Regions from separate parts of the Homo sapiens genome. Here region 2 is linked to region 1. Evidence: chromatin contacts called from ENCODE Hi-C or POLR2A ChIA-PET data. All regions are on one chromosome and are shown on one strand. The core of a region is the stretch at or near the end of the contact, and the rest is flanking DNA. Distances in the headings are between cores, read along the strand shown.

Region 1 (4,994 bases), core at 281-2,780:
ATATTTATAGACAGCAGCAATTTTACATTATGCATGCCCCTGCATCTTTGGAATTCTTAGATTACAAAGAGAAATAGGAGCTGAAAATTAAATACACACACACACGTATTAGAATGTGTAAAATAGGAGTAATAAAAAAGTTGTAAACGTGAGAGGCACAAAGAAGGAGCTCAGAGGACCAGGATAGAAGGACTAAAGGAGCTGACAGTGGAGCAGGACCTTAAAGTGTAGCAGGAATGCAACATCCGAAAGTCCAAAAGAAGTTCCAGGCAGAGGAAAGGATGAGTGAAGACACTAAGTCAGGAAAGCACAAGGTGTGTGTAGGAAACAATGAGTAGTTCCGCTCATTCCAAGTACAATATATGTACAAGTAGTGAAAGATTAAAATGGGAAGGTAGGGTATTGTCAGTTCATGGATTCCCAATCTATGCAGGGTATTGGGAAAGCAATAGCTTACCATTAAAAATATTGGAAAAAAATAATAGAAATATCATATCTTTCATGTCTCAGTTTATCAGTTGAGGTATATTTACCTTTACCCCTTTACATCACTGACCCTACTTCTCACTCTATCAAGGCTTCCTGCTTTTTTTCCCTTCATAGCATTATTATAATATGATGTTGTTTTTTATTAATTTCTATCTTATTTCTCTCCCTCAGTGACATGTAAGTTCTCAAATGACCTATTTAATACTATGCATTTAGTGAATTTTATAGCATCTTCCAAATAGTAGGTGCTCAATTTAAATATGTTGAATATATGAATGAATGAGTGGTCATGTTTTCTAATGGTTCTGACACTTTATCTGATATTTCTCTGACAAAAGACTAAGCACACTTTACTTTCTCCTCCTCTCATACAGTGTATTCAAACTCAGATCAAACCTACAATGTCCCAGGCTTCCAGACTCACACAGATTTAACTTTAATTATGGTTATATGTGATTTGAGAATGTGCCAAGAGACTCACCTGACAGCCTCTACTATTCTATTTAATCAAACTTGAACAAAGGACGTGGCTATTTACTCTCTTGGTGCACGTGAAGTTCCAGGCTGGAAGGTTTTTGTTGAGAGCCTGGCTGCCTGATGTGCAGAACTGGTCCTTCCACCAGGTAGGGATTTCCTGCCACTTAATAGGTTAACCTAGATGAGTAAAGGAAGGCAATGTGGCATGCTTTTTTTCTGTTTGTTACAAGTTTTCTATTGTTCTAGCCAGGCGTATGTCTCTATAATCCATACACCCTTGGTTAGAACACAAGTCTTTGTATTTTTGATATTGACTCTTAACATTAGACACTGAGTGTGCTATAGGAACCTGAGTCTCTCATTTCCAAAATAAAGAAAGGATTCATGTCAACCCAGAGGAACAACTTCCCAAGGCTTACTACAAAAGAATGAAACTCGAGCAGACAGACGGCATCTGTGACTACCTGGCCTGAGCATAGGTCATTCCTCCAACAGCACAAGAATGACCTCAACACATTATTGCAACCCTCTTAGGCAAGAGAATGTGTCAAAACTGGCAGCTCCACCAACTCGGCTAGAAAGGCAACACATCAAAAAATAATTGGTGCAGCTAAAGAGGAAGAGGGTGCTTCTCTCTAAGCAGAACCCAGAGTGACATGCACAGGAACTCAAAGAAAATCAGGGTAGTTAATCACTAGCCATCTTTAACAATAGCAGTGATCAAAACAGAGAGAAAAATAGAAAAAGGATATCTCAAGTTAAATGTAAACAACAAAAAAAATGGCTAGATAAAAGGGAAGAGGGATGAGAATAATCTTGATTTCATTCTGAAAATGCAGCCTTTCCAGCTTCCATTGTTCATGGCCTCATGTTTCAACAGTCCTACCAGTGTCTCCTGTTTTCAATTTTCCAGCCCAGACTCCCAAATGCTTCCCTGTTAATCCATCCTCCTTCTTTTTTTACTTCTCTTTTTCTGTATCCTCTTTCCCTTCTTTTCCCTTTCTCCTCCCTGTCACCCCATACTTGTTAAAATCGTTATTTGCATATACTATTCATAATAACTTCATTTTGTAGCAAAGTGACTTACATGGGGGGGGGCACTTTTGATAAATATTCATTTAAGATTACTTTTCTCCCTCTTTTGCCACAGCTCCCCGCCCCACTAACCCATGGAGCCACCATTCTTTTTGTAGTTCACAAAACGAATGAAGTGCAAGGATTTCACTTCAGTAAGAAACAGGAATCAGGACTTTTGTCACTGACTTTCATGAACTGGGCTTCCAACTTTTAAATGTGGTGCATAATTGACACTTTGATACTTTTAGGCTATGGTGTATTCTCACACTCTCGTGGGGAAAAAATACTTGCTGACACAATCAGGAAACAGATGGTGACAAAGATCTTATACTTTGGTGCCAATCAATATGTTTTACTTGCCACTACTAAAATCTCATTTGTAGGACCCAGGAATTTAAAGGAATTTTTCTGTTCTTTTTTTCTATCCTTTAAAGACTATTTTTAAGATTCTTCAGGGCTTAAAAGTTTTATTTCATTTTTCCTTTTCAGTTTTATTAATGCAATTCTAGAAGGGTTTTAGCTTGTATCTGCCAAAAAAAAAAAAATAGTGAATTTAAAGTGTTTTCTTCTTTATTGTCAGTGACAGAATAATTCTCTTAACCCTTTCCCCTAACATTCAAACACCTCCCCTTGAGTATAACTACACTAGCCTTGAATAAATAATGTTTTGGAGAATGATGAATTCTGCAATTGTGCAATGAGATAGCAACAAAAATGCTTATTCCCATCCCTTCATAACTGTTCGTTTACAAAACAGTGACTACCTATCAACCAATCAAGTGAACAAAAGGAGTATTTCTAGAAGGGGTAGACAATAATATTTTAATCAGAATACAAAAAAATGAGTTGGAACTTTATGAGGAAAAATAATCAGATATCATATCTGATTGGGAACTCCTCCAACAAACCAAGTTTCTGAAAGGCAGGGATAATGTTTTATGCTACTTCAGGGCCCACACAGCCATATTTAACAAATATTTGCTAAGTTGAATCTGTAGCAGTCTGTGAACTGGCTAGATAGATGTACACCAAAAGAACACCCCCTTGTTTATGGAACCCTAATATCCTTGATTTGCATTGTGACTTTGAGAGTTTGGAATGCCTAGAAATGTATAGGTAAGTTCATCTTTATGCAGCGTCAGCCTAGGCAACTATTGGAGCCAGATTTAATTAGGTATCTTTTCTTTCATTGTACTTTTCTCCTCCATGTTCAAATTGGTTATTAATATCTTGCAAATAATTTAAAAATATTTGTTGTGCATGAACTTTATGGAGGATACAGAGGAAGAAAATTGCAATGTGTTTATCATACACTTCATGACAACCGCACATGAACTATATAACTTAACCCTCAAAACAACTGTGCAAGGGAACTGTTATCATTATTCCCATTTCAAAATGAGGGAACAAAGACTCAGAAATATTAATTAGCTAGCCTAACCCTATACAGATTGTGACATAGCTGGAATATAATCCTAAATCTATCTGGCTACAATGTCTATTGCACAGGCAGACTAATTTTACTTTAATTTCCTTGAGTCTACACCAGCCGTATGCTCCTATTTCTAAGATCACAAACAAGTCATTACTTCTAAACTCTCAGTTACTTCTCTAGTAGCTTACCCAGCAAGGTTTTTGGCTCTGACATCCTAAAAGAGCTCTTCTGATACAGGTTTGGTTTTCATCCTTATTCCCAGTCCTTCGCAGAAGTTCATAAAAAGTCTGAAAGTGTCCCAATCTAACTCTATAAATCAGACTTCCTAAAAAATTCTGTAAACCCTAAACTGATTACAATCTTTCATAGAAACAAATGCATGACACAAACATCATGTAATTCTTCTGCTCAAAACCTTCCAATAAATCACCATTTTCTTCAAAGCAAAAAAGCTTTGGCTTTCCAACGGCCTATAAGGCATTGTAGTATCTGGGCCCTCCTCCATTACTTTTCTGATGGTCCCTCCTACTATTTTCTCCCTGGCTCATGGTTCTCTGGCCACGCTTCCTTCCATGAGTTTCAGTCTTGCTCCCACATCAGGGCCTTTGCATTGACTCTTCCTCCTACATGCTGCATTCTTCACCAACTACACAGATAGCTCACTCCCTTTTCTCCTTCAAGTCTTTCTTTGAAAGTCACCTCCTCAGTGATATCTGCCCTCATCCTCCCATTTAAAATTGTAACCAAACATAAGCAAGAGTTCTTAATCTCCTTTACCCTGTTAGGCTTTTTTTGGTAATATTTATCAATTTCTAACATACTTTATATTTTAATTATCTCTTAGGCTCACTATTCATTATCTGTATCCTGCACTGGAAGTAAGTTGCGCAAGGGCAGGAATTGTTTTAAATTTTGCACGTGAACATATCTGAAGCATATAAAACAATGTAAATAATAGGTACTCCATAAATGAATAGCTACACATGTAAACACATATATATTTGTGTGCTCTCAAACATCTGAATTTCTCAGGAGGAGGAGCACAAAACAATAATAAGAATTATAATTATCTGGTTTATGAATTTAGATTCTATCCACATGACTTCATATTTCTTTTGCATGAAAAAATCCAACAAGAATAGTCAAAGATCCAGCTGCACACGTCTTCAAAAGGCCGTTAGATATCATATGCATTTTATTTTATAATAAATTGACTTATTTGAATTAGAAACCTCAAAGTTCATGTATCAGGGGGAAAATCTCTCACATAAACTGAAAAGTATATAGAGATCAACATAAAAAGGCCATCCAGACTCTACTTTGTTTTTTCATCTGTCTGTTCATTATTGAGTTTCCTGCTGCCTCTTTAAGTCTGTGCTATTCTCTTAGGTGTAGCGCTTTATTTCTCCCAACTCAAGAGGAAAACAGTCTCCCATCAAACATGGTCTGTGGCTCAGACTTCCTTAAGCACTGCACCAGATTTATTGCTAGCTTCATCACTTATCAATAAAACCAG
Region 2 (4,646 bases), core at 2,066-4,565, 35 kb before region 1:
AATATGAGTGAGATCCTGAACCAAGGGAATCAGAAGCAGCTAATGAAAATCAAGGCATGGCCATGACAGCAGCAGGGAGAGCAATAGGAAAGGGCTGTGCTGAGCAAATTCTTGGCATTGTTTACAATTCGTTGTTACCTTCCCAGGAAGTGTGATACTGGGAGGGCAAGCTGAGTTAAAAGGCAGAGACAAGAAGGGGTAGATATCTGCAGCAATGTGAAAAGAACCAAAAAGGTAAAAAGAGAGTGAGAAAAGACATTATCTTGCCTCAGGGGACAACAGCGAAAAACATAGTCCAGAGACCTTTTTATAGTTGTGACCACACAGCCCCTGAAACATAATAGCTGGCCATTGTGTAAGTATAAAGAGAATATGAAAGCCCCTGAAATATATACGTGATCTGCACAGAAGCAAAAACATGAACACAGTCAAGTGAAGGAAGAAGCTGAAGAACTGACCTGTGACTAATAAACAATTGTCAACTCCCTAGTACAACATGCCATAATAAATAATAAAAAGTAGAAATACACCTGTACAATACACCTGCAAGAAATAATAATACATAACAAACATTTGTACAATAATTTATAGTGCCTGAAGCATATATTTTGACATATATTATTCCAACTGATCTTGTAAACCACCTGTGAGATAAATGTAAATCATGTCAAAATGGAATGCCAGTAGATATGTATCTATTGAGAGATAAATGACCAAGAATAAGATTCTAAATACCTGAATCTGGTCCTAGACCAGTCAATCCTCTACAAGTTCCCTGAATTAAAAAACAAAAAAAAAAGTTCAAGGGAGCGAAAAACTATTTCTTACTGCAGTAATTGGGGCTTTGACCCCAACACTGACATAAGACTCTAAAATTCTGGTATGAGCCGTGTGGAAGATTTCCTTCACCCTAACAAAGTAGACTCAAGTAGAGGAAAGTGAAAGCAGTTCTCAGGGCTTATATTGCCTCCTACCACCACAATCCAAAACTGAATATCAGATCTAGCCATTCTAATGAAAGAAAAAGCCAAAGCAGAATGCATATGCCAGTGGGAAGTAGGAGAAATTGAAAAAGCAAGGGAGTAGCTGCCCTAGATTTCAGCCTGGCCACTGATGACCTCTTCCAAGTCACTCTCACTTCACCAGTCATATGTTAGCAAGAGAGATGGCCTATTACCCCTAAAAGGACTTATCTAAGCTCATGGAGTGGGGGTGGGGGAGCAATTTAAAAGGGCCACATTCGTATGTGAGCCAGCCTTTAACCTGTCACAGCCCTTGGCACTGTGACAACAGCATGAACCCAAACAATTGATAGCAGCATTCCTCTGGAAAAGAAGCCCTCAATTTCTCCTACAGAGAAGTATTAATATCCCTAGGGGATGGTTAGTGGGTATAAAATATTAGTTAGAAAGAATAAATAAGACCTTAGTATTTGATAGCATAACAGGGTGACTATAGTCAACATAATTTAATTGCACATTTTAAAATAATTAAAAGATTATAACTGGGTTGTTTGTAAGACAAAGGATAAATGCTTGAGGTGATGGATATCCCATTTACCCTAATGTGGTTATTATGCATTGCATGCCTGTATCAAAATACCTCATGTACCCCATAAATATTATATATACCTACTATGTATCCATAAATTTTATATATATATATACACACAAAGTTTTTAAAAAAGAAGTATTAGTATCCCTGTTTCATAGCTGTCAAATGACTTGGCTCAGAACATGCAATAATAGAAAGTGAAACCAAAAATGGAATCTAGATCTCCTACTATTTTAATGCCCTACTCTTGGTTAAAATGAAAATTTGGGGGGTTTATTAAATTAAATCTTCATTATGTGATTTGTATATTCTGAAATAACACCTTTGTTTCCAAAGTCCCACTTAAAAACTCATTTTTGTGGTACAAATGCCTTAAGCAAGGTAAAATAAAACATCAATCTTGTCACCATGCTGATGTCTTCTTAGAAACACATATGTGACCAAGAAGGGTCTTTGAGGACCACAATCCAAGGCTCATACTGCTCTAGTTGCTGAATGTGAGGAGGGCACAGAGCAGCTGCAGACCTGAGACCACAAATATTTGGTGATCTTGAAGCAGGGGCCCTAGCTGTTGTGTTTCTCAATATCTTTGCAAACACAGAGGAAAGCATCAGTAGTTGTAAATCTTGTTCTAAGAATCAAGGTTCTGTACTCAGATGCTATTATGACCTGTCAAGAAGTTGGTGGGTATGCTTTGGAAGCCATTTTAATCTAATATTTTGCCTATGAGAACTTGTTTGGTTTTAATAAAAGTCCTCAATAAAGATGCATTCTTCAGTACATCATTTCTCTTGCTTCTAATTTTAGAACTTGGTACATAAAAGCTAAGAGAGTGTGAAGGAAATAGATGGCGACCTTATGACATTTGGCATGATTTCTGAGGCAGGTGTCAGATAGGTTCATAGGTACTATCTTGCCAAATCTTATCAAAACCTAAAAGACAAAAAGAGACAAAAAAAAATACACACTTTATAATTGACATCAAAAAGGAAGTCATTTTATTTTTAGTACATTTGCTTTGGAGGGACAGCCAACTAATTGGAAAGAGTCCATAATTTAACCAACATCAGATCTCCTCATTACATTTCCCATTGAAACTTAATAAATGTTAGTTTCCAGATTTACTGACTTTACAGTTTTCTCCAGTTAATGATCAGCAAGTACTTTTTATTAACGTAAATGAAAACAAAATGAAGACCTGAAATCCTGTGATCAAGAATTTATTTTTGGCAGACAAGCAAAATTGTTTGGTCTATTTTTATGGTTGATATAATTGTATTCAAAACCCATAAACAATGTACATCCACGTCAATACTTTTTCGGCTGATCTTTGGTCATAAACTCTAATTAAAACAAAACATCCCTTAGGTAAATCAAAGGAAGTGCCATTGAAATAATATAAACACCCGAGGAAACCTTGGGCTGTTTCCACACTCAAGTCTGATTAGATGAAAAAGCACTAAGCACTTGTGTCAGTAGACTAACCAATAGAGTTTATGATTATGAGAACTGCCTCTAGTATTAAAGATCTTTGGCATAGTTTCTGGGAAAAGTTGTGCCAAATTTCTCTATTCCAAGAGAGAGTTTTCCACTTGGAAGCTGTTGTATCTATAAAGGCTATCTTTCATGAGCAGGGTGTCCTCTATTTAGCTGTCAGAAGGCCTATCGCAGGATTCAGACTGTCTGTCCCATTTGGCTGATGTCATAAACTTGCGCTAGAGTTATGGCAGAGAAAACATGTTTTCCATTACGCCCGCGCCAAAGTGTTGATTAAGGTGGCACATGTCAGACCTGGGAGTAGCCAGCATTCGAAAACTGTTTAGACCTTTTACAGATGCTGAAATTGTTTCCAGAAAATTCAGAGTCCAACTTGTCTTATTGTTCCTTTTCTTTTATTAAGAGAGAAAAGAACCTAGGGCCTTTTGTGCTTATTTTTAAGCTAGTACTTTAATTTTGAATTTTTATTTTTTACCACACTTGGATCTTTGTTTTGTGTTTGTGGTCAAATAATCTTTGGATATTTAACAAATGGATTCTATACAAGGCAAAGGTTTCAAATTTTACTTGAGATTTAGTGTTCTCTGTAAAGGGACTTTAAGAAAATTACTCCTAACCTTTCTAGAAAGCTGACTTCTTTAAAAAATCTATTATACATTTTAAAAGTATTATATATTCTTTCTTAGAAAACAATTGTGTGGGATCACAAACCTTACCCGGCACACTTAGAGTTCCAAGGGCTTCAGGTTAATGACTGTCATCTAAATGAAGACCGAAATAATCATATAGCTAGCAGAGGATATTTTTATTTGTAAGTTGGAATATAGTCCCTCCACAAAACAGAAATACCAATGAGCTATGTATTTTAGCAGCTGCTGGGGTTTGGTTGATTCTTGTTGTTCGAGGAAGTAGGAAAAAGCAGAGATTATTCCAGAGGCCCGCAAGCCCTTATGTATAAGTCCTCTACAAAAGACCAACACCTTGGAGAGTATATTGGTTGCTAAGGACCATCAGTCAAAACTGCATCACTTTCCTTTTGGGAAATATACAGACCACAGCTTTAAGGTGACAATGACTACTGCGGATATACAGATCCTGTGGATATACAACATATACTGTGGATATACAAAAAAGGCACAACTAGTTTTTGCCTTCAAGATAAGTACATTCCAGTGGAAGAGACAAAATTGTACAGATAGTAATAGAAGTTGATTGGCACTAGGACACAATAACACAAAGTGGAGTGGCTCCAGAAGTATGTAGGGTGTATGTAGGGCAGGAGGGGTTTTCTTGTGCTTAGATGAGATTCCTACTGAAATGAGTTTTAAGTTGAATAAGCATTACCCATCAAGCAGGGACAGTAGAGTTCTAGACAGAAGGAACACCATGTGAAAACACGTGGCAATATAAAAAAGTGTGACACTTTAAAGAAAGTTCAGTAGTCCAGTATATGGCTGAGACACGTGATCCTATGGAAGGAATTATGAGGTTGTGCAGATAGGAAGGACCATGTTAAAGATTTGAATTCTACCATGAAAGCAATGGAGAGTCTGAAGCATTTTATGTAAAGTGATGACATGATCAGATTTGTATTT

The links. A loop is a pair of places that touch in the nucleus more often than their neighbours do. ChIA-PET counts read pairs that join two places held with the same protein, here RNA polymerase II (POLR2A). Pooled maps may share reads with other maps.
Region 2: a map of esophagus muscularis mucosa shows a loop between it and region 1 (2.2-fold over the local background). The contact joins two enhancer-like sites. A Hi-C loop is called at or near these places in 5 of 168 maps with a recorded cell type or tissue (MCF 10A, aorta, ascending aorta and 2 more) and 3 of 50 pooled maps. POLR2A ChIA-PET finds 5 or more read pairs at or near these places in 3 of 52 experiments (A673, OCI-LY7 and Panc1).

What each region holds. Positions count from the first base shown.
Region 1 is chr15:35,627,252-35,632,245 of GRCh38, reverse strand. All of the region lies in intron 1 of DPH6-DT (DPH6 divergent transcript), which reads right to left. Among named protein-coding and RNA genes, the nearest start is that of DPH6-DT, 84 kb to the right of the region's middle. Within about 2 kb of position 1,530, at least 3 of the 41 ENCODE cell types and tissues checked have a DNase peak (open chromatin) inside an H3K27ac peak, as active enhancers do.
Region 2 is chr15:35,664,685-35,669,330 of GRCh38, reverse strand. All of the region lies in intron 1 of DPH6-DT (DPH6 divergent transcript), which reads right to left. Among named protein-coding and RNA genes, the nearest start is that of DPH6-DT, 120 kb to the right of the region's middle. Within about 2 kb of position 3,315, at least 7 of the 41 ENCODE cell types and tissues checked have a DNase peak (open chromatin) inside an H3K27ac peak, as active enhancers do.